2 separate regions of the Mus musculus genome follow, and region 2 is linked to region 1. The links are chromatin loops, found by intact Hi-C in ENCODE. Cell type or tissue: left cerebral cortex. All regions are shown on one strand. Links, peaks and the distances in the headings refer to the core of each region. The heading gives the core; the rest is flanking DNA. Region 1 holds the start of Lrrc8b (leucine rich repeat containing 8 family, member B). Region 2 overlaps Lrrc8b (leucine rich repeat containing 8 family, member B).

Region 1 (15,285 bases), core at 3,614-8,613:
AAGTGGTGGCTGCTGCCCTATCATCCCCGGTAGAGGCTGCAAGAAATTTTCATAACAATTTTCATGTGACGGCTGAAACATTACGCAGTCGTTTCTCCTTGACAAGAAAAGAAGCCCGTGACATTGTTACTCAATGTCAAAGCTGCTGTGAGTTCTTGCCAGTTCCTCATGTGGGAATTAATCCACGCGGTATTCGACCTCTACAGGTCTGGCAAATGGATGTTACACATGTTTCTTCCTTTGGAAAACTTCAATATCTCCATGTGTCCATTGACACATGTTCTGGCATCATGTTTGCTTCTCCGTTAACCGGAGAAAAAGCCTCACATGTGATTCAACATTGTCTTGAGGCATGGAGTGCTTGGGGGAAACCCAGACTCCTTAAGACTGATAATGGACCAGCTTATACGTCTCAAAAATTCCAACAGTTCTGCCGTCAGATGGACGTGACCCACCTGACTGGACTTCCATACAACCCTCAAGGACAGGGTATTGTTGAGCGTGCGCATCGCACCCTCAAAACCTATCTTATAAAACAGAAGAGGGGAACTTTTGAGGAGACTGTACCCCGAGCACCAAGAGTGTCGGTGTCTTTGGCACTCTTTACACTCAATTTTTTAAATATTGATGCTCATGGCCATACTGCGGCTGAACGTCATTGTTCAGAGCCAGATAGGCCCAATGAGATGGTTAAATGGAAAAATGTCCTTGATAATAAATGGTATGGCCCGGATCCTATCTTGATAAGATCCAGGGGAGCTATCTGTGTTTTCCCACAGAATGAAAACAACCCATTTTGGATACCAGAAAGACTCACCCGAAAAATCCAGACTGACCAAGGGAATACTAATGTCCCTCGTCTTGGTGATGTCCAGGGCGTCAATAATAAAGAGAGAGCAGCGTTGGGGGATAATGTCGACATTTCCACTCCCAATGACGGTGATGTATAATGCTTAAGTATTCTCCTGCTTTTTTACCACTAACTAGGAACTGGGTTTGGCCTTAATTCAGACAGCCTTGGCTCTGTCTGGACAGGTCCAGATGACTGACACCATTAACACTTTGTCAGCCTCAGTGACTACAGTCATAGATGAACAGGCCTCAGCTAATGTCAAGATACAGAGAGGTCTCATGCTGGTTAATCAACTCATAGATCTTGTCCAGATACAACTAGATGCATTATGACAAATAACTCAGCAGGGATGTGAACAAAAGTTTCCGGGATTGTGTGTTACTTCCATTCAGTATGTTAAATTTACTAGGACAGCTAATTTGTCAAAAAGTCTTATTCAGTATATGTTACAGAATTGGATGGCTGAATTTGAACAGATCCTTCGGGAATTGAGACTTCAGGTCAACTCCACGCGCTTGGACCTGTCGCTGACCAAAGGATTACCCAATTGGATCTCCTCAGCATTTTCTTTCTTTAAAAAATGGGTGGGATTAATATTATTTGAAGATACACTTTGCTGTGGATTAGTGTTGCTTCTTTGATTGGTCTGTAAGCTTAAGGCCTAAACTAGGAGAGACAAGGTGGTTATTGCCCAGGCGCTTGCAGCTCTAGAACATGGAGCTCCCCCTGATATATGGTTATCTATGCTTAGGCAATAGGTCGCTGGCCACTCAGCTCTTACATCTCACGAGGCTAGACTCATTGCACGAGATGGAGTGAGTGTGCTTCAGCAGCCCGAGAGAGTTGCAAGGCTAAGCACTGCAATGGAAAGGCTCTGCGGCATATATGAGCCTATTCTAGGGAGACATGTCATCTTTCATGAAGGTTCAGTGTCCTAGTTCCCTTCCCCCAGGCAAAACGACACGGGAGCAGGTCAGGGTTGCTCTGGGTAAAAGCCTGTGAGCCTAAGAGCTAATCCTGTACATGGCTCCTTTACCTACACACTGGGGATTTGACCTCTATCTCCACTCTCATTAATATGGGTGGCCTATTTGCTCTTATTAAAAGGATAGGGGGAGATGTTGGGAGCCGCGCCCACATTCGCCGTTACAAGATGGCGCTGACAGCTGTGTTCTAAGTGGTAAACAAATAATCTGCGCATGTGCCAAGGGTATCTTATGACTACTTGTGCTCTGCCTTCCCCGTGACGTCAACTCGGCCGATGGGCTGCAGCCAATCAGGGAGTGACACGTCCGAGGCGAAGGAGAATTCTCCTTAAAAAGGGACGGGGTTTCGTTCTCTCTCTCTCTTGCTTTTTCGCTCTCTTGCTTTTTCGCTCTCTTGCTTCTTGCTCTCTTGCTTCTTGCACTCTGTTCCTGAAGATGTAAGAATAAAGCTTTGCCGCAGAAGATTCTGGTCTGTGGTGTTCTTCCTGGCCGGTCGTGAGAACGCGTCTAATAACACCCCACCCACTTTAACAAGGCCATACGCCCTGACTCCTGATGCGTCCACTCCTATGGTGTGTGTGTGTGTGTGTGTGTGAGTGTGTATGTGTGTGAGTGTGTGTGTGTGTTTTCTTTCAAACCACCACAAACTCTCTACTTTCATGTGAAAGGGAAACCACTGTCACTTTATTTAGGTCATTGCTTTGTGATCTTTGACGAGGAGCTAATCTTAACTGAGCAACTTATCCAAAGTGACAGCAAAGTTCAGGTACAAGTCTGTCAGCATGCAAGGTCCAAGCTCTTGGGCAAAGGTTGAAGAATTCTGACGGCTAATTTGTAAGAAGTCTTGTGTGTGGTGGGGGAATGTTTCAAGAGACCGCAAAAGGACTTGAAGAGAGAAAATAAGGAAGGTTCAGACGTGCTCTTAATTTTGCACACACAGAATAAAGAACAATGACGCCTAACACAAAGAATTCAGTCTCCACCAGAGACAAAAGCAAAAATCTCAGCACTGGAAACAAGGAAAACAGCAGTGCTCTGGGCAGCTCCCGCGCCTAAGGACAGGCATGGTGGAGAGACACTGTGCAAATGTGTCACACACACAGATAGGAAAGAGCACAGAGTGGTCAGGATTCAAAGAAGCAATAGATGCACTTCAAATACAGAGTCTGGAAAGGGACAAGGACAATCACATGACCCTTATCAAAGGCAGCGTGAAGGTCAGCAAGTAAAGAAAAAGGTCAAGGTTGAAGCCGGGTGCCCATTTTAGTCCCTTTACTCTTTCACAACAGCGACGAAGGAGGGCATTTAAATGGTGTTGCAACTGGGTAGAAGTCTAAGGAAAGTGAAGTCACAGGAGAGGGAGTTTACTGTATCTTGTTGCTCAATTTCTAAACGAATAGCAATGGCAGGAGTGTGGAGGGGGCCGTGGAGTGAGGCAGGTTGCACCGAGGATCAGTCCTAATGATCCAGAAGCAGAAAAACTGGTTATTGCGTCTGCTATAGGACTGTTTTGCAGAGAGAACTAAATCAATGACGGTGTGAGGGAGTGTAGATAACACAGCCGCGGGACAGGGAGACGGCTCAGCAGGGAAAACAGGAGTCAGAGCACCTGAACCCACACGGGTAGAAGAGACACCAAAAAGTTCCCTTCTGGCCTCTGTATGTGTGCTGTAGCGTTCCAGGGCCTGCACGCACACACCACACATGAACAGTAATAATACATTTTTTAAAAAAGAGAGAGAATACAGTTGCAACAGACAGAAAGTAGGCAACAGCAAGAAGGCAGCAAGTATAAAGATGAATGAGAGACACGGATCCGGGGTAGTGTACAACTATGTTAGGGAAACCTACAGCACTGGGCTTCTGTGGTTCCTCCAGGTGGTCACAGACCCACGCTGCCTGCTTGTATACCAGTGCTCTGGGATTCTCAGGAGCGTGTTTTACAACAAGCCAAGCAACCATCCACCAATGTTGAGAATCCCAGCGTGATCAGAACACATCCATCCATTCCTGATCACACCCCAAGGGCAACTGATGCTGGGAGAGAGAAGTGAAAAGAAAATGAAAACTTACCTTGAAAGACCCTCAACCAAAGATCAGCTAGCTATTGGATCTTACACTGGCAGTTAAAAATGAATGCCAACACGAACATAAAAATTTCAAAAGCAAAATTCACAAGGTGAAGATGTTTGAAAAGCGAATCCTAAGTTTTAAAACCTTTTCCCTTTTCAAATGCAGAAGAGAGACCAAAAAGACAAAGGACGGGTCATTGAGGGGAAATGCCCTACACGGTCATCTAAAAACACTTGTGTCCCTTCCAAACGTTACTGTTTAGAGCTACTTCTTAATTCAGGTGGATGTTTTCATCCTGAGGATTCTGGGAATCAGAATATCAGCGGGGACAGAGGTGGGGACAGGCCAACTGGACCTAAAGATAAATCCCAACGTGTCAAATACAGCCACTCACAATGTGAGCCCGTGCACTTTAGGTGTGTTGTGACAGCCTTCTGATCAGAAAGCACAGGAGTTTCAAGGAAGTCAACCGAATCCTAACGAGAAGATTACATTTCCCCCACCTGGGGAACTAGGCATAAGAAAGTCAGCATGACTCAAGGTGTGCTCATTGACAACTTGGCTTCTCCAAGCCCCATTTTTAGCTCAGAGCAGCACCAGGCATGTTAGGGCTTCAGGTTTTTAAATCGCTCAGGCCTCATTACCTGGGGGATTAACTATAGTTTTCTTATTCTTGTCAAGAACAGACCTGATCACGAGGAAGGCTCGGGGCAATAGAAAAGTGACATTGGCATCCGCAGCTCAGAACACAGTACTGTGCCTTCTTAGGAAGCGGGATTTGTTCATTTTGAGTGTACTGACACTGTAGTACACTCTCCCATATATACTTCAGTCATACATTTAGGCAAAAAACACAGATGTCCTGGAAAGCAGTTATTGTTACTATTATCATTGTCATATGCAACAGTAGTAGTACTTTGGAGGGCACTGAAGCCCCAACCTTGCCTTTGCTAAGCCTGTTGGGGCTACACTCTCAGTCTCTAATTTCTTAACGGACACTGAACAAATTATCTAAATTGGTTTCACATTTACGATATTTTAAACGTTCTCTCTTATTTTTATATAGCAGTTGTTTTTGTTTTGTTTTGTTTTGTTTTTTCCTGTTAAGTTCTCAGACAAGACCAGAATGTATTCAAGAAGTCCATACGCTGGTATTGACTTTTAAATTTAGGTTTGTCCTCTGGGGTGGGGGTGCAAAGGGATCCTAGTGGTAGTTTTTCTAACCACACATCAAAGTCTTCCACAAACACATGACTATAAGCAACCTACGGACTTTGGGAAGTCAGTTGAGGACACGGATTACCGAGCCTCTTCCTTCTGACCTGTCAGCACCTGCAACCTAGGAGGAGGAACCACCGAGTCTTTAAATGGAAATCAGTTGACCCCTTCCAGCTCAAACGCTAAAATCACAGCTGTAGGCCAGTAAATACCCCAGAGCATAAAATGTCGACAGGAGGCTCCAGGGCAGGGGGCAAACGGCGGGGACCTGGTGTGGACCCCCTCGAGCGAGCGCCTTCACTTAAGGGGAGACCAGGGTGGAGAGGGAGGGCCTTTCCCTTCGGGGGCGGGGAGGGGGGTGGTGGATACACAGGTGCGTGTTCAGCCGTAGGGACAACGAAGGCACCGCCTGGGCGCGGCCGCCCCCTCCTCTCGCCCCATCTGACCCCAACATCCAGGAGAGGTGCCCGCAAGGGACCGCGCCCTCCTTCCCCCGGGGGCGTGGGAGCCGGGCGACCGCGGCTTAGCAGGTGACTGTGCCACCTGCCCGCAGCGGGAGACCCAGGTGAGGCGCCGCCAGGTAACAGCACCTGCCCTGCCGCCCCCACCTGCTGCTGCGCTCCCCCTTCCCCCGCCGTCCCCGCCTACCTTCGTGTCGGAGCCCCCAGGCCCGCGCTGCCCGGCCGGCCGGGGCGAGCCGAGCGGCCGGCGCCCGCACTCCGGCGGCTGCGGCTCAGCGGGAAGCCCCGGCGCTGCCCGGCTCGCCGCCCCGGAGCCGCTCCATTGTGACGCGGCGCGCGCGGCCGGCCAATGGGCGCGCGGCGGCGCGAACCGCTGACTAAGTTCGCGCGCGGAGGAGGAGCGGAGCGCGCGGGCTGCGCAGGCTGCGCAGGCGGGAGCCGGGGACGCGCAGCGCCGCCTCCGAGCCGCCCTTACCCGGATCGCTCCGCCACCCGGCCCGAGAGTCCACCCGGCCTTGGGACGAACCGCGGGGGCCGGTGACTCACCCTCCTGCTGCACACAAAGCGCAGCTGCCACCTCCCGGAGCCAACGCCATGCGGCCGCCCGGATGCACTCGCCCAGCCTGGCATCCGCGGTGCATGGCAGCCACACGCCTCGCCAGGAGCTGGGGCTGCATTCCAGAAACCCAGGAGCCGGGCCTTATGGCCGTTCCCCAGGCGCTCCACCCCAGCAGAAGACCCCTGCCTTCTCACGTGTGCACCCCTGAGAAACTTGTTATTGACACAACTTACTCTACCAGGAAGGGTGGGGTGTGCCGCGCAGAGCCTGCCTTAGTGAAGTCCCTTTAACGCTCTTTAAGTCGAGTGACTGGAAAGGTTGTAGGGCCCCTGGGAAGGAGGAGAAACTAAGCAGCTTCTGGGCCTCCAATACCATCTTTTTCTTTCCAGTGTCTTTATCTTCAGCGTGAGGTGACAAGATAGAGGGAGTACACATAATAGTATTTCATTGAGGATGGTCACCTGTCCCCCATCCACATTCTTCTCCTGTTAATGGCCCTGTATTTGAAGAGTAACAGTGTGCCTTGCAAGTTAAGCAAAAATTTAATCCAAATTCAGAACTCTGGGCTATTTAATAGTTCTATCCTCCTCCTCGAATCTTTAACTCCCCCACACCCTCCCTGTTCTGTTTTAAGCTCAGTCTTTGTCCAGGTTATTTCTAGCACAAGGATTCAATTCAGCAAGATTTGTATCTCTTAGTTGCTATGGTGTTCCCATCCCTAGGTAACAAAACACTCCCAGAGGAGTAAAAGAAGACAGCATTTGAGTCACCTGATCAGTTGGGCACCCAATACCTCCACACACTACGAAGGTGTGGAAGACTGCGCTGTATCCAGTAGCGACCAGTCATATCAGAACTCCAGCCCGAACTGCCCTGGAAGTCACTGCTATACCCGGTCCTTGTCCAATTCACTCTGAGTGGCAGTTGCATTGAGTCTGAAGCAAACATTGAAAACACTGTGAGGACTAACGGCTCCACAGCTAAGAGCACAGACTGTTCTTGCAGAAGACCAGAATTCTGTTCACAGCTGCCGACAACTCCAGCTCCAAACGTTCTGACACCCTCTTCTGGCCTCCAAAGGCATCCACACATATATGCACCTACATATATGTGCTCCCACACACATGTGCACCTACATATATGTGCTCCCCCGCACACGTGCACCCACATACGTGGCACACACACTGCACACACACACATCTTTTTTTTTTAATTCTTTCATTTGAACATACAACATATTGTCATTAAATTGTGTGTATGACCTTGTGTACACATTTGTAATTCTAGATGTAAGTATGGCCCTCAAACTGCTTACCACCTGGACAAAGAGGTGTTTGTTTTTTTATTTTCTTGTTAAGATTTGTATTTTTATGTGAGCATACTGTAGCTGTCTTCAGACACACCAGAAGAGGGCATCCAATCCTGTTAGAGATGATTTTGAGCCACCACGTGGTTGTTGGGAATTGAACTCAGGACCTCTGGAAAAGCAGTGTTCTTAACCACTGAACCATCTCTCCAGCCCCCAGACAAAGAGTTTTTTAAGTATCAGTTTGAGGGGGAAAAGTAAGTGCTGTAATAGAATCAGAGTATTCTAACATTATAAGCTGGACGTTTCTGATTTTTTTCTTGGCTTAATGTTTGAGAAGGGACATTTCCTCCTCCAAGACCCTAATAATGTTTTCTGTCACAACAACATGGCTGCTTGTGTGACTTTGGGGAAGTTACTTAACCCTTTGTGTCCTCGTCTCTACAGCCAGAGATTATAAGCTTGGTGGTCAGTTTAAATTCAATGGGGATGCATATTAAAATCGGCTTCCTTGTTTGTAGCTCAACCTATCAATAGGAAGCAACGGAGATCAAGTTCATTCAAAATGTGTTACGTCTGGCAAACCCCACAGATGTAGCTGTTAAATGTGATTGCTGTTAATACATTCCTAATTTTCATCAGCAAATGATGGCAGTTCTTATTACGACAGTTGTAGGAGCCAGATAGAGGACTTTGTACTGCTCTGGAAACTCCTGGGCTGTCATTCAGGTTTTTCCGTTTTTGCTTTAGGCTCCAGGTGCATCATGGCCTCAGCTGCTCTCAAATCTGAAACCTGGCACATCAGCATCATCTTGGCCCTTAAAGAACATATTTGGTGTCTTCCTCTTGCTTATCTGCTCTGGACGTCATCTTAAAATGGTGGTTCATCTTCTCGGCTCTTCAGACAAGCTGTAGATTAGAGAAGCCAAAATAAAATGATCTAATTTTCTGCAATGCCTCACTCTTTCTGGCGGTAGGGTCTTTCCATTCATGTGACAAAGGGACTAAGACCAGAGGTGTGTGTGGTCAGTTCCTCTGTATAATTGATGGTCACTAAAGTCACAGATGTTAGAAAGTAAGGGATTGCTTCAAGTTTGTCATCTTATAGGTAGGTGAACTCAGTGACCCCAGGAAGGAATTTCCTAACTTGTGGGATTGGCAGGTCTCTCTTGTGTTAGTTTCCTGGAATAAAACAGAAAGGTCTTTGAGCAATATGTAAGCTCCACACCATGTGGCTGCCTTGATGAGGTGAGTTTTCTCTGCTCTTGGAAGAACTTTGGGTGGTTTATAAGAGACAGAATAGTATCCAGCATTAATAGTTCTTTCTCCAGAGGTCGGAGGGATGGCTTAGTGGTTAGTGAGATGACTTGGTGGTTAAGAGCACATGACTCACAACATCGTAGCACCAGCTTCAGGAAATCTGATGCCTCTGCCCTCCTCAAACACTTGCACTCATGTGCACCCCAACACACACACACACACACACACACACACACACACACAAGTTAAAAGTCAATCTTAAAATAGTTCTTTTTCATTTTAGTAATTTTTCAATTTCTGTGATAACGAGAAATCCTTTTTTAAAATGAAATATAGATCTGATAGAGGTGAAGACAGAATACCAAAGCAGCTATAGTAATGAATTATCTTAAAAATATAGACCCTCTTCTTGTAGAGACGGTATGTTCAGAGGGCACATCATCTCTCTCTCCTACTCCTCCTCTTCCAGTCTCTCGATATACAGCCCTGTATATACACGGTATACTCGCTATAGAGCCTGTATATACACGGTATACTCGCTATACAGCCCTGTATATACACTGTATAATCACTATACAGCCCTGTATATACACTGTATACTCACTATACAGTCCTGTATATACACTGTATACTCACTATACAGCCCTGTATATACACTGTATACTCACTATACAGTCCTGTATATACACTGTATACTCACTGTACAGCCCTGTATATACACTGTATACTCACTGTACAGCCCTGTATATACACTGTATACTCACTGTACAGCCCTGTATATACTATGTACACTAGGATGACCTTGATCCACCTTTGCTTGCAGAGTGCTGGGACCAAAAGCATACATAAGCCATGTGCAGCTAGCATAGTGCCTGCTAAAATGGATGTGAGCTGCAGTGCACACACATTTGGCTGGAAGTGTGCAAGGTTTTCTGTGAGCATCCATGTGAGTGAAGCCACCTGTCTATCACAACACCGCCTGTCATGGCCACACTTGGCACTGTGGGACTCAGGGTATCATTTGCTGTTCTCACCCCTGTAACCAATACCAGACAAGAAATCATGTGGGAAAGGAACTGTTTATTTTGTCTCCTGGCAGCTTGGAGGCAGAGGCAACTTACCAGGCTGTGGTGGCAGCAGTGTGCAGTCACTTATACCCAGGAGGAGGAAGGGAGAGGGAAACGCACAGTTATCCACTGGCCCTCCCCGCCCCAGCCATTTTATTCTGGGACCCCAGCACGTGGGCTGGTATAGCCCACTTTGAGGACTGGTCTCCTTCCCCCAAAGCTGTGTCTCATCCAAATGCCCTCAGTGCTCCTAAAACTAATCAAGTTGACCATGGAAAGAATGTAATAGCAAGGAGCGTACTGAACACAACCCTGAATATGGTCCATCCAGCTTAGGGGTTCTAATGTAAAACAGTGCTCTGAGGCTGCACTCTGCTTTCATGGCTTGGCTCAGGGCCTTGAGTCTGCTTTCAGGTCACAGCTGCTGTTCTGGAGGGGGACTCTATCTAGTACCACCCTATGCTGCTAAACTCTCAGCCTGCAGCAGCTCCAAGGTGGGTGGGGAAATGGGGTCAGGCCCGAAGACACAGACTTATAATTGTCTCTACAAGGCAGCATCGTCAGTCTCACAGTTGGTAGCTCTGTCGTCGTGTCCTGTCAGCCATCTGCTGCATCTGCCAGGTTAACTGCATCAGGTTGAGCATGCTGCCACTGCTGAAGAGTTGCTCTAACCTCCACAGGCTCTTGGTGACTGTGGCTTAGAGATAAGCTTTCCAGGAGCCTGGAACACATTCTGAGAATGGCTTTGAGAGTGGGCTCAGCAGGGAGGGCTCCCAGCCAGGCAGAAGATCAGGTATCTATACATGTGCTTGGAATAAGTTAGCTTGACCTAGAAAGCCAGACTGCCATTGTGCAAAGCCTGCTGTGAGCTTCTGTATGAGTCCATCGCCTAGTGTAGTCTCAGCCTCAAATAGTCATGGCCACAGAGTGTTCTTACCACCTGCTGTGTTATGCAACTCGATCTGCCTTAACCAAACACCATCTTCATCAGAACAGTGCTGTGAAGGTGGCGCTCCTCAGAGTCCTCCCCATGGGATCCTCTATGGTCCTCCCTGGGAGAAAACACAGTTCCTGCAGGAAGACTCGAGACATCCTCATTTGATCTGTCTTCTGGGAATTTGTCCAAATATTTCTTTGAAAGTTTCCCATGCATCCCATTTAAAGAAAAGATGCTGTCATCTGGGTCACATTGAGTCCATCCAAGCATCCTGGCTGTTGTTGACTCATGTCCATAAAAGGGAGGTGATTCTTAAGGAAATACGGGTGAGTGGAACCAGGTGGGAGCCCAGGGGTAAAGAAGTGGCTCCTGTCTCCTTCCCCGGATGTCATGGAGTGGGCTGCAAACCACTCTGAGGGATCCTCAGTAGGTGGGAGACAATGGTTCCTGCTGGGAGCCCTGTGAGGATTCACCCTTTCTCCCTCAGCATTGTTGAAATCTAGGCAAAGGGTTTCCTGCTGCTGGGAAAGTGGCCTCACACTGAACCCTTTTTCAGCTGGACTTTGTAGACCCCATTTTCCCCACTCAGTAGCTGTGTTTTCTTTTTATGGCCCAAGAAGAAAGCATTTGCTAATTTTTTGTTTTTAGTGTATGTGTGTGTGTGTGTGTGTGTTTATTTTGTTTGGTTTGGTTTTTGGTTGTTTTAGACAGAGTTTCTCTGTGTAGCCCCAGCTGTCCTGGAACTCACTTTGCAGACCAGGCTGACCTCAAATTTGGAGACCCACCTTCCTTTGTTCCCTGAATGCTGAGATTAAAAACTTGTTTGTGTCTCTACCATCTAGCCTATCTACTAATTTTACTACATGCCAAATACTTACCTTCATTCTTAATTCTGGTGAGTCTTTAAAAGCAGGAACAATATATTTGTTTATTAAGGGGTTGGGGAAAAGTTTCAGAAAAGTTGTAGAGGAGCCCTAGTCAGGACATTTTGGAACTGGAGGAGAAAGAGGTGTGTGTTTCCAGAAAACATCATTATCCTTCCCGGGTGGATTGATGGGTTGCCAGACTCAGGACAAGCAACTGCTGACATTTTAAGTGGGCTTTTCTCTTTCCATTGTGTCTTATCTGTCCTGGGCACACTCCATATTTTAGACTTGTATCATTATATCAGACATTGTATCAGACAGTATATAAGTGTGCCACACACTGTATCATTGTATCAGACACTGTATCATTGTATCAGACATTGTATCGTTTGACTCACTAATTTACCAACAACAGCTATTTTGAGCCTAGTGCCTTTGAAACCACAGATTGTCTTGAGTGTGGGAATGGCCTTTGCCCATCAGAAGCTCAGTTTCTTAGCATTGTTCCAGATGGCATTATGTAGACCTGATAAACCAATTATCTTAGGGTTTTATTGCTGTGAAGAGACACTAATGCCCAATGATAAGGGAAAACCTTTAAATGAGGCCGACTTACATTTTTAGAGGTTCAATCCATTATTATGGCAGGCAAGCAAGGCAGCATCCAGGCAGACATGATGCTGGAGAAGGAGCTGAGAGTTCTACATGTTGATCCACAAGCAGCTAGGACAGGACTCTTTGCTGCAGGGGGTGGAGCTTGAGTACTAACCAACTCCCACAGTGACACACTTCCTCCAACTAGGCCACACCTATCCCAACGAGGCCACACCTTCTAATAGTCACACTTCCCGTTGGCCAAGCATATTCAAACCACCAGAACTGATAAGCGTTTCGACTAACTAAACTTCTAAACACTTTCACAGCACTGTTTTCTTGGGCCTTAGCTTCTGAATCCTGAATATTTAATTGCCTGCTTATTTTTCTATTAATTTATTTCCATATGCTTTTTATGTCTACTCATCATGCCCTCTGAGTTTTTATGTCTGCAGAGAATGAAAGTAGGGCCTTGGGTTAAAGTTGCCAGGAATTATAGTGCACACCCATAATTCCAGCACTCCAGGAGCAGAGGCAGGCAGATCTCTGTGAGTTTGGGGCCAGCCTGGTCTATATAGTGAGACCATGTAACAAACAAAACAACTAAAAAAAGAGCTTGACGTTTTCAGAACTTAAAAGTGTGTGAGAATAGACGTAAGATATAAAGTCCTCTCACCGTTACTTACAAGTGTTAAACCATTCAACAAAAACATGTCTCAGGAGCACTCAGTGTGACCTTGGTGCGTTTTTGACAAAGGTGGAACAATACAGATGTCCTTTACCTCATTATAAACTTGAGGGGTAGTTGGACCTACATCATTAGGGGAGAGAATGGTTGGAAAGAGGAAAATGGCCCGGTTTGGTGGCCATGTCAATTTCTGGCACTCGGGACATAGAAGCAGGAGGCTTCATTGAAGCTGGAGGCTAGTCTGATCTGTGTAAAAGGGATTTTAAGGAGAGGAAGGGTGACAGCAAGTGAGGTGGGAGACGTGCAAGAGCTCCTCAGGGCTTGTAGCTGCTTGCAGCTAGGGCAGATGGACAACTTCTTGGAAGCCGATGACCACTGAGTGATTCAGTTGTGGAAGCTGGGAGTGTGCCCCAGGAAAGGCAGCTGCAGACCATGTTCTACCGCTCCCAGACGGCTGCTGGGGCTGCTCTGAAGAAGATGGCCTCTCACATCAGCCAATAAATAAATAGATGAAATAAATAAAATTAAACTCACAGGTACCACAATGAGAACAGCCAGAGAAACTGACATTAAAGAAGGTGACAAGGACAGTGTGGGAGAAACTGAAGTGACACCTACAAATAAATGATGGGGCCATGGATGGGACCTACCCTGGCCTGGACCCTCTGACTCAGACTTCTATTTACAAGAAAGTATAATAGAACTTTTGGAACTTTTTCCGTAGAATCAATGAATGGGATAGGGAATGGTTTGGGTTGTGAGTTCTGAGACACAGGGGCTGTCTTGGGGAGCTCTAGACCTCTGTCCTGGTAACCTTGCTCCCCTCACCTTGCCTCCATGGGAAGGAAAGTCTTAGGGCCTTGCTTCTGGGGCTGATGGGACTTATTACGTCATAGCTCCTTGAACCTTAAGGATCCACATGAGCCATGAGACTAGGTTTCCTAGCACAGTGCTTCCGAGATGCAGTGGCTGTGAAGATGGGGGATGAGGGTCGCTGTGGGTGGCAGGGACATTTGTGGGTAGGATCAGAATCCCATACCAGTGGGTCAGAGTGGGGTTGGGAGGCGGGCTGGATCAGAAACAGCGAGATAAACATGTAGTTAGAAGAGAAAGTTGAAGATGTAAACAGATGTAGCTGAGGGACCTTCCTAATGTCCCTGCCCCGGCCTCCTACCCAGCAACTCTTACTCTGCCCAATGCTTGCATCCTCCTGGGAGTGCTCCCATCTTGAGCATGGGGTGCTCCCATCTTGAGCATGGAGTGACCAAGATGGGAGCATGCCCAAGCATTTGAAGGCCTTGACTAAGGGTGAAATTAGGAAAGTGGAGCAGTTTTCAGCCCAGGGATGAAGCTTGAGACCTTTGATGATGTAATTAATGCCTTCCTATTTAATCCATGACTGCACCTTGGAATCAGCCTTCTGAGAACCACCAGTGAGAGTGGTTCAGCAAGATAGCGGTTCTCTTAGAGTCAGGGGCTTTGGATGGACAGACGGTAGTTGTGCTCTGAGAGTTATTGTAAGCTTGAAATAAGCTCTGTGTGTGTGTGTGTGTGTGTGTGTGTGTGTGTGTGTGTGTGAGAGAGAGAGAGAGAGAGAGAGGGAGGGAGAGGGAGAGGGAGGGAGAGAACCGTTTTGAGAAATCGAAATCTGATGGTGCATTAAAGAATTTAGAACTCCAGCTGAAGCCTGCTGAAACCTGTTTCCAGAGCCACCCCCCCCCGCCCCCTGCACCGTGCACCGACAGGTTTTTAGAAGCTGTCAGAGGTCTCAGTGCAGGTGGAGAAGTCACAAGCAGCTTGATTACAAAGCAAAATGGGGGACGATCATAGGGAGAGATGAAAACAGATATGTGGGTGGTAGAAATTTCACAATTTTATATTTATTGTTGGGTGAAGTTGATTATGAGATGTGAAAGTCTTGCATCTAATTTACTTATCAATGTAATAAGCGGACACAACAGTTTGTTCTTCGGGTTACAGGAGGGAAAAAAATAAAACAACCCCAAGCAAGCAATTTCTGTTCTAAAATACCCAAACCACTCAAATAAGTAACGGTTGCCACGTCTCTGGTTGGTGTATCTAAGAGTATAGGATCTATTAACACTCTCCAGCTGAGGCACTTCAACCTCCTGCAGCTCAGGGATGGTTCAGAGGCCTGTGAGGTGGGCAGATGAGTGAGTGCTTCGTAACTGCAGATCGCTGACATCCTCTGGAGGAATGATGTGCAAGTGTGTTTCAGGAGACTGGAAACCACAGCAGTCACATGGGTGCATATGTCTCAAAATTAGTGTTTTGTTCCCAGGAAGCAATAAATGAATGAGTGAATGAATGAATGAAATGAGATTTGAGACTGGGGACCCATACCCCTGTCTTGTATATTCTGGGGTCACTCTAGTACTTTAGCCTCCAGTTCTGCC
Region 2 (15,285 bases), core at 3,972-8,971, 50 kb before region 1:
TAAAACCTGAATATTCCTTAATCCATCTATCTCCCAACAGTTGGATCGTTGTGGCTATAAAAGGAGCCTCCAGTGCTCTGCTGAAAACTTGCCTGCAGGTTCCCACCTGCAGCTCATCTGCTGGTTCTTAGGTTCCAAGTTGGTGAGGGTTTGTTGAACTTCCTGTCCATACAAAAGAGGGTAGCATTCTGTATCCCCCCCAGTAACAGCTTCCTCACTGGTCCTTGACTACCAGGAAGACTGTATCTTCACTGAGCATAAATGTCTTCTCTGCTGGCTGTGTGCTGTGCCCCTTCCATGGATTTCATTATGGAAGTATCTCACGTTAAGACACCAATTTCTGCCACTGTTAATTGGTCTACCCAAAACAAACAAACAAACCAATCAAACAAAAACCCCCACCAAATCTCAGAATCTAAAATAAACATTTCATTGTTTCTCATGATTCTGTCAAACAATGAGCAATTCTGCTCTGCATGGCATCTGCTGGGATGCTGGGACAAAGTGCTGGGGTCTCTGGGCTGCACTCGGGCCACTGATGACCTAGAGGCCAACCAGGGCATTTGACTGAGGCCTTCCCAACGCCAAATGGTCTTTAAGCTGACCATTAATGGGGCTGATTTCTGAGAGGAAGTGCCACACGTCAGGTTCTGATGTTCTCTGTCACTTAGGGCTCCACCTTGGAAATGATGTTCAGCCCCAAACAGTAACAGGGCCTTAATCCACTGTGATATGCCATGACTGTCCAGGGAGGGAACAGGGCCTCAGACAAGAACTCTTTGAAAGGAACCATTTCCCTCTGGCAAGTGCAGAACAGAACTGTTGTCTAGGTGTGGAGGGGTGGTCGGATCCGCAAAGGCAGGGAAGAAAACATTCTGTGAGCGCACGAGTCAGAGCTTCAGAGAAAGAAGCTGTTACCAGTCAAAAAGCAGAAAAAGCAAATGGAGGCAGGAAACGGTCATTTGGCAATTCCCTAATTTGTTTTGTTAAGCAATCATAAGCAATGTTTTAGATAAAAATCACTTTACTCATTGGAAGCCCCAGGAGAAAGGCACTGAACAAATAAATTAAATTGAAATCCCAATGAAGGTGGAGCATTTCTGTTTGTTTTTGCGACAGGATCTCATTATGTAGCTTTGGCTGGCCTGGATCTCACTGTGCAGACTATGTTGGCTTCTCTCTGCCTAACTTTGTACTGAGATTACAGTGCTCTACCACGGCCAGTTCTAAGCTGCTCTGAAGGCTAAAGAAGGTTGCTTTAATCTGTTTCTACAGGCGCAGAATACAGCATGTATTAAATTTAGTTGATAATGCTCTGTTTTGGAAATATTGATCATAAATGCATTTAGTAGGCTACTATATCATCCACTTTGAATCTAAAATATTACATTGGTTTTTGGCCTTGGAGTTTTTTTTTTTTTTTTTTTTTTTTTGATGGGAGTTTGTTATGTAGCCCAGGCTAACCTAGGCCTCAGGATCCTTCTGCCTCAATTTCCTGAATGTTTGGGTGGTAATTGTGTGCAACCACATGGACTCTAAAACACATTTTAAATGACGGGAGATGGAGTTGTGTTATTGGAAGTTACTGGTGGATGGGTAATTCTTACAGAGATGGCATAAGTAAGAAGCCAAGCTCAAATTCCTTGTCACTTCTCAGTATTAAAAATATTTTTTTTCCTGACCAACTCCCCCCAAGCCCCCAATATTCTTAACATTCTATATACTAATAATAATCAATAATAAATGGGGCCACACCCAGGCCTTCCATAGTCTCTTGTGACTCACAGACTCCTCAGGTTCTCACACAGAGGAGAGTGAGCATCTGTAGGGACCGTGGCCTACTCTTCACAGAGCAGTTACAGGGACTATAGAAACCAGAGCCCACTCTTTACTGAATAAATAAGAAAACCATCCAGAGATGGTGAGTTATTTCTCCACAGACAGAAGTCTCTAGGACAGGGACAGGCTTGAAAACACTATTAATAGTCTTCCTTAGACACACAAAGCTGCAAATATACTCAAGGAAACATTTATAATTCTCCCTAAAGTATAAAAATGAGAGATTTTAGATCTAGGATAGATCAATTAGTGATCTGAGATAGACCAATCAGTGATCTGGGATAGACCAATTATTATACCTTAAATCCTGATTCATTTAAATCCTTTCTCTAATGTTAACATTTGCATTATTATTATTAGGAAGGAAGGAAGGAAGGAAGGAAGGAAGGAAGGAAGGAAGGAAAGAAGTAGTCAGAGATGGGTGATACTTTTTAAAAGGTAGGTGTATTCACCACTCTGGAGTCAGTGATTTCAGTCCCCACCACAGTAAGTCAAACACTCTGCCACAGAGCTAACAGGGCATACTTTCCATAGTTTTGAAAAGGACTCATGTCTGCTGGAAGCAAGTGTGGACAGGCTTACACTTCTGATTTGCTCACTCAAGAAAGTTACTCAAGAAACATGGCAGATGGGTTATGTGAACAAACCCTGGGAGCTGAGAATGGAGCTCGCCTGGTAACAGTGTCTACCCAGAAGGCATAGAGCTAGGTTTGATTCCCAACAGGGCATAGAGGCATGGTGATACCTGGAATCTCAGCACTTGGAAGGTAGAGTCCAGAGGATTAGAAGTTCAAGGCCTTCCTTAGCTACATAGTGAGTTTAAGATCAGCCTGCCATCCAAAAGACTCTGTCTCATAACCAATCAATCCATGAAACAACAAAAAGGATAATATGCCCAGATCACATAAGCAGGCATGGACGCTAAATGTCTCATAGATTATATTATATTCCATTAGTCTTTAGTGATAAAACCAAACAAAAAAGGAATCCATTAAACACATTCATTTCTGCTTACAGAACCCACAGAGGGTGGGAAGATGACGTTTTAATTAAAATAACACAGATTTAAATTTCTGCTTAATCAGGCTAAAAATATCAAAGCGATTTTACTCAAAACATCTGTAAGCATGGCAATCTTTTTCTGTAGTTCTTTTTGCCCCAAGCTACCAACTAAACTGTAATAATCTGTGCCATGTGTTCACCACTGGAGATGTTCATCTTACCCTATGAATGCTGGTCAACCGGAAACTCTGCAAGTAGTTTTGATCCGAGGAATGCCTGAAGAGAAACCATAAGCACATTGTTATATTTTATGTATCCTAGGACTCCAAGATCATTACCCCCTTACATGGTTTTCAAACTCCCAACATACTTAAAATTTTTGTGAAAAACACAAAATACAACTTTCAAAAAGCATGGGTCAGAGATAGTCCTCTGACCTCTCAGCAAAAGACTAGCTGACACTTGGGGAGACAATCAAAGCATAGTCTAACCACAGCAGAAATTCACAAGGCATTTTAACAGAGAATGAAACATTGTATCCGAGGCACATACCCATACTATATCTCTGTCTTTTTAATATTTTCCATTTTCTACAAGTAAAGATATTGATATTTCTTAAAGAGGGAAAATGGAGAAAAAGTAAATATTTGAGATTTTTTTCCCATTGAGTTTTGTTATTTTGTTGCTCCTGGCGTGCAATGGAGAGAGATGCCACTGTAAAATTCCCTGGCATAATTTCAAGGTTTCCTTTGGAATCTTATGGGATTTTTCATGTTGTAAAGTCTCCAGGCATTATTTCTGATGAAAGCATTGTGAGTGTGTCACAGTTTTAAAAGCCATTCTCTGTTTATTAGTAACAATGCTACAAACATCTCTTAAACTAGACTCATGGTATCCCTCCCTTTTCTCTTCCCCTTTGGGAACCGAACCTAGAACCTGTGCGTGCTAAGTAAGCCATCTACCATTGAGCTATATTCTCTTCTTCAGCCCTGTTCACATGACTCTTTTGTATAGAATTCTAAAGTAGACTCCTGGGCCAAAATGAAATATTTAGTCTCTTATATGTAATGTCAATCAATGCCCCCCCCTCCAATTATACCAATAATCTTTATGGCAAGCAGTATATCAATTGATTTCTGAACAGATTAGGAATCATCATTGAAACCACATTTAAAAACAAACAAAACAAAACCTCTAACTCCATACATGAAGAAATATCTTGCTGTTGCTTTACTGTGCCTGCTGTTAACGTTGGGTTGAACAAACCCACCCCATGACTTAACAAGCCTCACTCCTCTCTATCCAAGCTCACCCAAACCAGAGAAATTTCCTGTTGAAAGGAACAGATGTAGAACTCAGCAGAGGCTCTCAGGATGAAGACATTGCTGTCAACTAAAAGCCACAGTGCCTGGTGTTTCAGTTTCTTTATCCAGGCCAAGAGAACCATTCGGGCTGATTTTAGAAACCATAGCTGAACTCATCCTCTTTTCTCCTCCTCAGCAGAACACAAAAGTACCAAGCTGGAAGGATGAATTGTGACAATCCTAAATGGCCGTGCTGCTCAGAATAGAACAAATCACACACTTTAGGCAGGATAAAACGGGACAAAGACCGGCTCGGTAATTCTGACGGGCCAGCTGCAGAGACGGGCGGCTGTGTCTCTGTGATCCAGCTCCCTATGCTAATGGGTTCCCAAACTAGCTTCATCTTTACCACTCCCAGGCAGAGACAGGACACACACTCGTGTATTTTAACTTAAAAACTCAGCTCTGGGTCAGCCTAAGAATGGACTCTGGCAGACGTGGAGACCAGGAGGCTGAGACTGAATGTTCCCTCCCGTCTTCCAAGAGGGACATAGAAGGGACGTAGAGGAAAATACTTATTTTCCCAAGTGACTAAGGATTAAGGATGAGCTTTTTGATAGAGAAACAAAAGGTCCCAAGGCTCTGACTGCAGAAGGGGAGGAATCTGCACACTTTTGCTTTCTAATTGGTAGGGATGGCAGACACTGACTGCACGCTCCCGTGTAGTAGTAGAGCAAGGAGCAGAGACACAGTTCTGGGATCTAAACACAGGCTTTCATGCATTTGAATTTGCCTTGCAGTGACAGCTGCAAAAGAAAAGATGAAAAATGGAGCAAAACCAAATCAAGAACCTTTTTTTCTGGTTGTTTTGTAATGGTGCGAGTGCCAAGCCTAAGGCTTTGACCATGCTAGGCAAGTGCTCTACAACTGAGGTACATCCCCAGCCCAAAGCTCACAATCTCCGTAGATCTAAAGCACAATCCTATGACATTACTATGCATGTTGCATCCCAGAAACGGCAGCAATCACACCACCATACATCTTGTGCAATCTATATTAGGTTCTGATTATGTAAATTCAGACTCCCACATCACTGACTTGAAAGATGCCAAAGCAAAGACTTAAAAAGGGACATTCCAGATGGGCATGGTGACGCATTCTTTAATCTCAGCACTGGGGAGGCAGAAGCAGGTGGATCTCTGAGTGGTAGGCTATCGTTGATCTACAATCTAACGCCTGCCCTGCCTTGAGGTCCCACGGCACCACCTCTGGAAGCTGCACTGACCTCATTGGCTAGTTTCCTGGCTCTATTGTGTCTTCTTGGGGCATGCAAATATTTCTCTCACATTGCACTATGGGGTACAAGTTAAGCTAATGCCTCAAGTTCTTTATGAACTAACGCAACCAAGTCTCTTAAATACTTGTATCCCAGGGATCTCTCCCAGAGTATTATCAATGGCTAGATGAAGGAGTATTGGTAAAACCTTCAAGGGAGATTTGGAATGTGGCTGTGACTTCCCTCTGGTCAACTGGGACTCTGAGAACTGACAGGGCACAGGGTTGAAGGGGCTTCTTTGCTATTTTGTTCCCATTCAGCTCTCGGCTCTCAAAATGTGATGGGCTGGAGAGACAATTCAGTGGCTAAAACATCAACTGCTTCTCTAGAGGACCTGGGTTCAATTCCCAGCACATACATCATGATTCATAACTATAATTTCATTTCAAAGGGGTCCTCTTCTGGCCTCTGCACACAAGGAATGCAGGCAAAATATTCAGACACATAATAAAATAAAAATTTTTAAATGTGAAGAATCATCTTAAATGGCACTGAAGTTAGTCTGCCCAAGAGACAAGTGCCGAGGCAACCTCGCGTGGCACCGAGGCTGGCCTTACGGCTCAGGGACATTTAGAGTGCTGTCATCCATGTGACTGGATTTCATTACCCAGTTAGGAACCAAGAGTATGGAGATAGCTTGGCTCTCAGGAAGATATACGAGCAGAGGCTGGGTACACATTGCATGAAGCAGAGAAAGGAAGGGGTAGGCCATGCCTGGGGCCAAGGTGTTCTCATTCCACAACAGTGAATACAGTCATGGGAGGCGGAGGCGAAACCTCACCCTTGAGCAAGCAATGCTTGCCAAGTTCCCCACTAAACACAACATCCCACAAATCTGAACACAGAGCTGCTGTCAAGCTTAGCATGACTGGCTGTATTATCATGACTGCACATCATTTTAAATCAGTGACGGGCCACTGGACGTATGCTACAGTATCCCTAAACGACCTCAACATCCTGTGAATTAGGATGTCATGGTTATTCTTTTGTACGAACTGGCCTTATGATATAAGAGGGGAAATGCTGAGTCCACGAACGAGCGTGCTGTCTTCCAGGCCAGAGTACTGTCTGTCATGCTAAGCTGTGCTCAACTCTTACCCTGGCTTCTCCCTCCAAGACCATGCATTCTGGGAGGGAAGGAGCTCTGCTTATCTTCTCAGGGCCCGTAAGCACTCTCTGTCCCTAAACACTGTAGTTTTACAATCCTATGAACTAAGACTCAGCTGACAACGTCGCATGTCCTCGGGATAGTTTTAGTCTCTTGGAGCAGGTTACTGATGATGATCACTGGGAGGAAGGCTGTGTCTGCTACGTCATGCTCTTGAAGGGATGACAAATATCACATGACAAACTGCAATAAGCCCAAGGCAGTAAGACAAAAGCTTAAGGAGCTTAAGGCAATAATACAAAGGCTCAGTGTTCACTTATGGGTAAATGACCACAAAACACAACCTTACACAGTTCTTTCTGGTTTTGAGACAGGGTCTCATATAGTCCTCAAGGGTCTCAACCTTAATAGACAGCCAAGGCTGACCTTGAACTCCTGATCTTCCTGGCCCCCACCTCTGCAGGCTAGGATTATAGGTATACATCAACAAGCCCAGTGTGTGGTGCTAAAGACTGAGCCCAGGGTATCATGGATGCAAGCCAAGCATCCTACCCACTGAGCTATTATCCCTAGACCACAAGAAGTATCAAAATGAGCACCTACCCAACTTCTCCAAATCAGCAGTTACACCACTTAACTACTGTTAAAATACATCACAAATATCTGGTCATGTGCTTGGCTGTTTGAACTGTTTTTAGAGCTGTGAATTCTGGGTTTGCTTTGAACCTGAGAACTAAGAGTTCAGGGTGTAGGCAAGGCCCAACTACAGCAATCTCAACTGCAGCTGTGTGGAAGGGATGCTGGAAGATGGTGAGGCACAGGTAACCATTCACTGTGCTCTCGATGCTCATCTCAACTCCATAGGTTAGAAAGCGGAGTTTATTAGTTATTTCCTGTTCCCATAATAAAATACCACAACAGAGCCGTTATGGTTGGTCTATGCTCAGCCCAGGGAGTGGCACTATTAGCAGGTGTGGCCCTGTTGGAGTAGGTGTAGCCTTTTTGGAGTGACAAACCAGTTGGAGGTTTGTCACTGTGGGTGTGGGCTTTAAGATGCTCATCCTAGCTGCCTGGAAGCCAGTATTCCACTAGCAGCCTTCAGATGAAGATGTAGAACTCTCAGCTCCTCCTGCACTATGCCTGCCTGGATGCTGCCATGCTCTCACCTTGAAGATAATGGATTGAACTTCTGAACCTGTAAGCCAGCTCCAATTAAGTGTTGGTCCTTGAACTTCTGAACCTGTAAGCCAGCTCCAATTAAGTGTTGGTCCTTCACTGAAACTTATAGAGGAGAAAGTGGGGAAAAGCCTTGAAGATATGGGCACAGGGGAAAAATTCCTGAATAGAACAGCAATGGCTTGTGCTGTAAGATCGAGAATTGACAAATGGGACCTCATGAAACTCCAAAGCTTCTGCAAGGCAAAAGACACCGTCAATAAGACAAAAAGACCACCAACAGATTGGGAAAGGATCTTTACCTATCCTAAATCAGATAGGGGACTAATATCCAACATATATAAAGAACTCAAGAAGGTGGGCTTCAGAAAATCAAATAACCCCATTAAAAATGGGGCTCAGAACTGAACAAAGAATTCTCACCTGAGGAATACCGAATGGCAGAGAAGCATTCAACATCCTTAATCATCAGGGAAATGCAAATCAAAACAACCCTGAGATTCCACCTCACACCAGTCAGAATGTCTAAGATCAAAAATTCAGGTGACAGCAGATGCTGGCGAGGATGTGGAGAAAGAGGAACACTCCTCCATTGTTGGTGGGATTGCAGGCTTGTACAACCACTCTGGAAATCAGTCTGGCGGTTCCTCAGAAAATTGGACATAGTACTACCAGAGGATCCAGCAATACCTCTCCTGGGCATATATCCAGAAGATGTCCCAATCGGTAAGAAAGACACATGCTCCACTATGTTCATAGCAGCCTTATTTATAATAGCCAGAAGCTGGAAAGAACCCAGATGCCCTTCAACAGAGGAATAGATACAGAAAATGTGGTACATTTACACAATGGAGTACTACTCAGCTATTAAAAAGAATGAATTTATGAAATTCCTAGCCAAATGGATGGACCTGGAGGGCATCATCCTGAGTGAGGTAACACATTCACAAAGGAACTCACACAATATGTACTCACTGATAAGTGGATATTGGCCTAAAACCTAGGATACCCAAGATATAAGATACAATTTGCTAAACATATGAAACTCAAGAAGAATGAAGACTGACGTGTGGACACTATGCCCCTCCTTAGAAGTGGGAACAAAACACCCATGGAAGGAGTTACAGAGACAAAGTTTGGAGCTGAGACGAAAGGATGGACCATGTAGAGACTGCCATATCCAGGGATCCACCCCATAATCAGCTTCCAAACGCTGACACCATTGCATACACTAGCAAGATTTTATTGAAAGGACCCAGATGTAGCTGTCTCTTGTGAGACTATGCCGGGGCCTAGCAAACACAGAAGTGGATGCTCACAGTCAGCTATTGGATGGATCACAGGGCTCCCAATGGAGGAGCTAGAGAAAGTACCCAAAGAGCTAAAGGGATCTGCAACCCTATAGGTGGAACAACATTATGAACTAACCAGTACCCTGGAGCTCTTGACTCTAGCTGCATATGTATCAAAAGATGGCCTAGTCGGCCATCACTGGAAAGAGAGGCCCATTGGACACGCAAACTGTATATGCCCCAGTACAGGGGAACGCCAGGGCCAAAAAAATTGGGAATGGGTGGGTAGGGAAGTGGGGGGGAGGTTATGGGGGACTTTTGGGATAGCATTGGAAATATAATCGAGGAAAATATGTAATAAAAAATATTTAAAAAAAAAGTGTTGGTCCTTATAAAAGTTGCCTTGGCAATGGTGCCTGTTCACAGCAGTAAAACCCTAACTAAGGCAAGAGGTAACTTAAAGAAGAAAGAGTTTACTTGGGCTTATGGTTCTAAATGGTGTGGTTAGGAGTCCATCATGGTGAGGAAGCAGCAAGCGGCAGGCATGACAGCAAAATAAGATCTGAGAGCTTATGTGCTGTATAAGCAGAAAGCAGAGAGAGTAAACTCCAAGTAGGTGAGGCCTTAAGTTCTCAAAGCTATCCCTGGTGACAGACTTTCTCCAGCTAGCCTGTGCCTCCTAGACTTCCTCAGACAGTAACATCCACTGGGGCTCAAGGATCCAAATGCTTGGGTCCATGGAGGACATTTCTCATTTAAATCATCAGAGTAAAGACCGGAGAAACACAGAAACTTGTTTGATCAAGTTAAAAAGCAAACCCAGAATTCACACCAGCTCTGAGAACATCCGCCTCGTGGCCTCCCCAGAACTGCTGTCGGAGAGTTCTACAGAGAATGTGGCATCTCGCTCTCTGCACTCTACAACAAAACCTTTAGAAAAGAATAAGAGATGCTTGACAAATGGTTCTTCCTGGTCCATGGCTCAGTATTTTACCTAATGAAACTCAACAATAGGAGCTTCTGCGCCCTTCCTGCCTGCCCATTAAGTAATTAGGTTTGACATGATAGATAGCCAGAGCAAGAATGCATCCTGCTTACACAACCTCATACCAAGAAGCCCTCTTCTCTAACAACAAGGGGAAAAATCCACATTTACCATTGAAATAATGTGTACAGGGCTTTGATGCCTGGTATATCTATTAAGATGTGGTTAAAGTAACACAGCACCATGCATTTAAATACGGGTTTTCTGAATGGTCTGATAAGGGAGCATCACTTGCCAGTCTCTTCATCTAAAACCTTGAAGAACGCTTAGGAAAGGAAGCAGAAGGGAGGTGGCAGACTGGCTAAGCTGGTGGCCTGACATCCATTTCTACTGGCTGGATCATAAGCTAAGTGTCAACTCTCTAATCTACAAAACAGTTTACTGCTGTTTATATTGCATAAAGATGGCTTTTTACCTAATGGAAATGTCTTAACAGTTAAGTAAGGCAACTGTCACTTAAATGCTTAGCACAGGGATGGATACAAAGTAACAACCAACATAGTAACTTATTAACACAATGGCAGCTTTATAACAGGCCAATCTGTTAAAAGGATGGCCTCATGCACTGTCCCCCAGCCAATCAGCCTTGACACTGGGGAGCCCAGTTTTCCACCCAAGTTGGAGATTTTAATGGTAGACTTCCAATTTGACCGGTTATCCCAAAATGTGAAGCATAAATATACCTTTTCTCAATTATTTGTTACATGGACCAGGATGTTAAGAAGCAGAAACAAAAACAATAAGCTGTGTTATAACATTTGAAGCAGTAGTTGGTACAAGTCACTTAATGTCTGTCTTAACAGGCAAAATTCTTGTTGCTGACAAACCAGATGTGGCTGGTGTCACCTAGGCAAAGGAGTACATTAAAGATCTATCATCAATGAAAAAGAAAAGCAAAATAAAACAAACAACAAACCACAACCTATCTATCATCAGGATCTGGGGAGACCGCTCAGATGATAAGATGCAGGGACAAGGGCCTGAGCTTAGATCCCCAGAAGACATCCATAGTCCCAGCGCCATGCAACACAGAGAGGAGGCTCCGTGAAACTCGATGAACAGTCAGGCTAGCTGAATTGCAAAGTTCCAGGTTCAGTGAGAAACTCTATCTCAAAAGATAAACTGAGAGGGACAGAGGAAGCGAGCAGACATTGACCTCTGGTCTTCCAACATGCATCTATAAATCCACACACACCTGACACATACAAAAAAAGTGCCTCAATATGATGTGCTTAAAGTCACTGAATTTTACATTTACAAATAGCTAAAATAAGTTTTATGTTTTGCATATTTTACCAGAAATAGTCATGCAGATTAAGAAAACCATTCTCATGGCAATAAGCACAAAAGGATCACAGAAATCAAATACAATCAGCCTCACTGTCCCAGAAAACATAACATGTGAAAATATTATTTTAAATATACCAAACTTGCTTCATCCATGGTGTATATGTTACTATAAGCAACACTGAATTTTAAATCATCAGGTTATTTTTAACCTTTAATTCAAGTTTGGTTAATCAAGATAACATGATTCTGCAAATTTATCCAGAAAACAACTAAGATTTGTTACACACAACAAAGATTTCAAAGATTTCTTTATCTTGCTCATATGCTCACCTCCCCCCCCCACCCCCTCTGTGCATGTGTATGGGTGTTTTGCCTACATATATATCTGTGTAAGTTATGGGTGGCCAATGCCTACGGAGGTTAGAAGAGGGCATCGGATCCCCCATTACTGGGGTTACATATGATTATGAGGTACCATTGTGGGAGCTGAGGAATTGAGCCCATGTCCTCTGGAAGAGTAGCCCATGCTCTTCACCGCTGATCCATCTCTTCAGCCCTGCACTAGGGTCCTGAATGGCCACGCCTATGTCAATACCAGGCTTCTAATGTGCCACACTGAGAGCCAGCATCAGGCAGTCAGACAACACCTTTCTAGCTTTGTGGCTTTCCATTTACAAGCTGGTAGGATCTACTTCCTAAGCAGCCCGGATTATGTATTCTCAGATCGCAGTGATATCAGATCATTCAAGAAGAGCCTGAATAGTCCTTCCTCCGGGCCACTCAGGCCTTTTCACCAGTTGGGATATGGCTGCCTCACACTTTATCGTGACCTGGACACATAGTACACTTTGGACCAGAATATTTGAAGCCTGCTTGTCTGCAGAGTCTACAAGCACATGGTTCCCTTACGCACATCTTTCACTGGGTTACAGTCACACAGTCACACAGCCATTTCTGGGTAACAGAACGGTTCCAGACTCCTGCCTGCTACACATCCCAGAGCCTCTGAGGGCAAAGCAGACTGCTCCTTTTTTTATTTATAAATTTTGATTGTTTTTTTTTTTAATCCCTAAATCCTAGCTAGCAGCCATGTCCTGGTTCAGTTTGGTCCCTCTTTTGCATGCCCACTTCCCTCACTGAAGGCTAGCTTTCCATGTTGGTAGTGTGGGGCATGTGTCCTGGAAAACATCCTTTGCCCGCCTCCACCACCATCTGCATGGGTCCCACTCTGGTCCTTCATCTCAGCTTTCACGTTCTGTCTCACGGGCCTCGGAGCTGAGATTAATGGTTAAACCAACATCTCTGAGATCACTCCAGTAGCAAATGCAGAGAGATTTCCTGCAGGCAAGGCAGCTCTGCTGGTGTCTGGTTGAGAGAAGACCCCGCACAATAGATGGAAATACACAACGCAGGCCACAGAGTTATTCACAGGGCTTTGGTGACAAGGAAACAGAACAGCAAATGTCACCACGGATGTCCTATGAAAAAGGCCCAGAGGCCCAGGATTCCAGGCAGAAGGGAAAAAAAATTTCAGTGTGGTTAAATAGTGACCTCAGGAGAAAGTTCTTTTGTCAAATCTACCATGTGATAGCAGGGGGGCAGTGTCAAGAGATGGAAGAGTGGGTGGGTAGCAGGCCAAGAGAAGGAGTACCCACAATACCTTGCTAGTAGTCCAGATACCTACTACCGTTTGAAGCCAGAGAAGACTTTCCACAACACTGCTGGGAGCCAAGACACTGATTTCATCAGCTACTCTTTCCTGGGACATGTGGGAAGGAAAGCTCTGGACAAGCCACAGGAGAGAAACAGGTAAGCTTTGAAAGAGCAAGCTTCATGTCACCCATGTGTCAGAGCAAGCTTCATGTCACCCATGTGTCAGAGCAAGCTTCATGTCACCCATGTGTCAGAGCAAGCTTCATGTCACCCATGTGTCAGAGCAAGCTTCATGTCACCCATGTGTCAGAGCAAGCTTCATGTCACCCATGTGTCAGAGCAAGCTTCATGTCACCCATGTGTCAGAGCAAGCTTCATGTCACACATGTGTCAGAGCAAGCTTCATGTCACACATGTGTCAGAGCAAGCTTCATGTCACCCATGTGTCAGAGTAAGCTTCATGTCACACATGTGTCAGAGCAAGCTTCATGTCACCCATGTGTCAGAGCAAGCTTCATGTCACCCATGTGTCAGAGCAAGCTTCATGTCACCCATGTGTCAGAGCAAGCTTCATGTCACCCATGTGTCAGAGCAAGCTTCATGTCACCCATGTGTCAGAGCAAGCTTCATGTCACCCATGTGTCAGAGCAAGCTTCATGTCACACATGTGTCAGAGCAAGCTTCATGTCACACATGTGTCAGAGCAAGCTTCATGTCACCCATGTGTCAGAGTAAGCTTCATGTCACACATGTGTCAGAGCAAGCTTCATGTCACCCATGTGTCAGAGCAAGCTTCATGTCACCCATGTGTCAGAGCAAGCTTTATGTCACACGTGTCAGAGCAAGCTTTATGTCACACATGTGTCAGAGCAAGCTTTATGTCACACATGTGTCAGAGTAAGCTTTATGTCATCTATGTTTCAGAGCCAATGTCCACTTTTGTCTTGAGTTTGACTTAGTGCGTCGTGTTTCCAACCTGGTGAGTGGGTCATGTAGTGGCCAAACCCTGCTGCCATTGCCTTCTCTGCTGACACAGCAGAGAAACTTGGCATACGTGTAGGGTAAACAGGACAGCCTTTCTCAGAGCCCATCTCTATCAGCTGGCCATGCTATGATCCAGACCTGTTCTACATTGCCTTCCCAGAGTAGGCATCTCACTTCACAGCCTCAAGGGCTCTGCTTCTGATGGTATCCCTAGGTCTGCCTGGTCTGACACCCTCCGAAAGTTCAGTAACTGTCACATGACTCCCCAGAACTCAGGACAATTCAGTTATTAGTAATAGTTCATTAACGATGATATAGTTCAGGAGCAAGCAAAGTAGCAGACTGCACATGTACATACGTATGTGTGTGTATGGGTATGTATTATGTGTATATATGTGTTGTGTGTGTATGTATTGTGCGTGCATATGTATGGGTGGGCACATGTATATGTGTATGCAACTGGGTCCAAGACCAAATACATATTGTTTACTGTACTATACATAGCAGAGGCTGCATAGGAAATTCCTTTCCTATACAGGACTATAGAGGGCTAATTCTTGTTCAAAAAGGCTATCTCTTGAAGCAGTGCCCCCAAGTTCCCTTGGAAGGTCAAACTCACCTTAGGGGAGTAAACAAGGCCGTCAATTAAATCCCAGTGCTCCAAGCCAATGGCTTACATAAGTATTCCCCATAGGGCTGCTTCCTCTGACAGCCCTGACCAATCACCCCAGGCTCTTGTAGCTCTCTGCCCTTTTCTTTCGTATCCCCTATTATCCTATAAGTAGTCACTCCATTAAGGGAGTTTTCCTCCCACCAGCAATAAGCTCTGAGGTCTGGTCAGTGTATATTATGCAGATTAATGTATCTCAGGGCTTACTATGCAAAAGTAGCCATTGAATATTAATGAGTAGATAAAAGAATTAAAATTAGGTTTCCTGACTTGAACATAACCCACTGCTTATTTTTCCATCATTTCACCTTCAATTTCCCACATTCCACATTTGGAGGTTCCTGCCCACGGAGACTAGAGACTCACTGAACCTCCTGTCAACAGGGAAGAGGCTGGAGGGTCGTGGGGGTGGGGGTGGGGGGTGGCTCAGCCTCAATAAAGACTCTGGGGCAGGAGGGAACACAGAAAGCTTCTCCTGAAGAGACTAAGGGAATCAGAGGGTCCGGCTGATGATGGCTCTTTCTTAGGCCGTTTTTCTAAGCAGCCAAATTCAAAAGGTGGAAAGACCTTTTGACTTTTTTCCCTG

The links. A loop is a pair of places that touch in the nucleus more often than their neighbours do. Peaks named below come from ENCODE experiments on the same cell type or tissue, not always from the same donor. Only the 100,000 strongest peaks of a DNase experiment are listed, where the experiment ranks them.
Region 2: it touches region 1 in a loop (9-fold over the local background); 4 of 42 quality-filtered maps call a loop at or near these places.

The regions. Positions count from the first base shown.
Region 1 is chr5:105,406,406-105,421,690 of GRCm38, reverse strand. It overlaps Lrrc8b (leucine rich repeat containing 8 family, member B), which reads right to left and starts at 5,916. Exons shown (of 5, transcript NM_001033550.3): 1 at 5,779-5,916. It overlaps Gm32051 (a long non-coding RNA gene), which reads right to left and starts at 12,343. Exons shown (of 2, transcript XR_389452.2): 1 at 12,203-12,343; 2 at 7,769-8,638. It overlaps 4930542N06Rik (a long non-coding RNA gene), which reads left to right and starts at 6,515. Exons shown (of 2, transcript XR_389449.3): 1 at 6,515-7,439; 2 at 8,207-8,405. It overlaps Gm26519 (predicted gene, 26519), which reads right to left. Exons shown (of 3, transcript NR_166586.1): 3 at 14,723-15,285. In left cerebral cortex, for the core only: CTCF peaks have their summits at 5,105, 6,179, 7,228 (motif pointing left) and 7,511 (motif pointing right); DNase peaks (open chromatin) are centred at 4,647, 5,214, 6,104, 6,855 and 1 more place; H3K4me3 peaks cover 2,902 bases; H3K27ac peaks cover 2,437 bases.
Region 2 is chr5:105,456,629-105,471,913 of GRCm38, reverse strand. It overlaps Lrrc8b (leucine rich repeat containing 8 family, member B), which reads right to left. Exons shown (of 5, transcript NM_001033550.3): 2 at 3,063-3,117. Among named protein-coding and RNA genes, the nearest start is that of Gm42141, 31 kb to the left of the region's middle. In left cerebral cortex, for the core only: no CTCF peak of the experiment used is centred there; DNase peaks (open chromatin) are centred at 4,424, 5,224, 6,293 and 7,596; H3K4me3 peaks cover 323 bases; H3K27ac peaks cover 3,688 bases.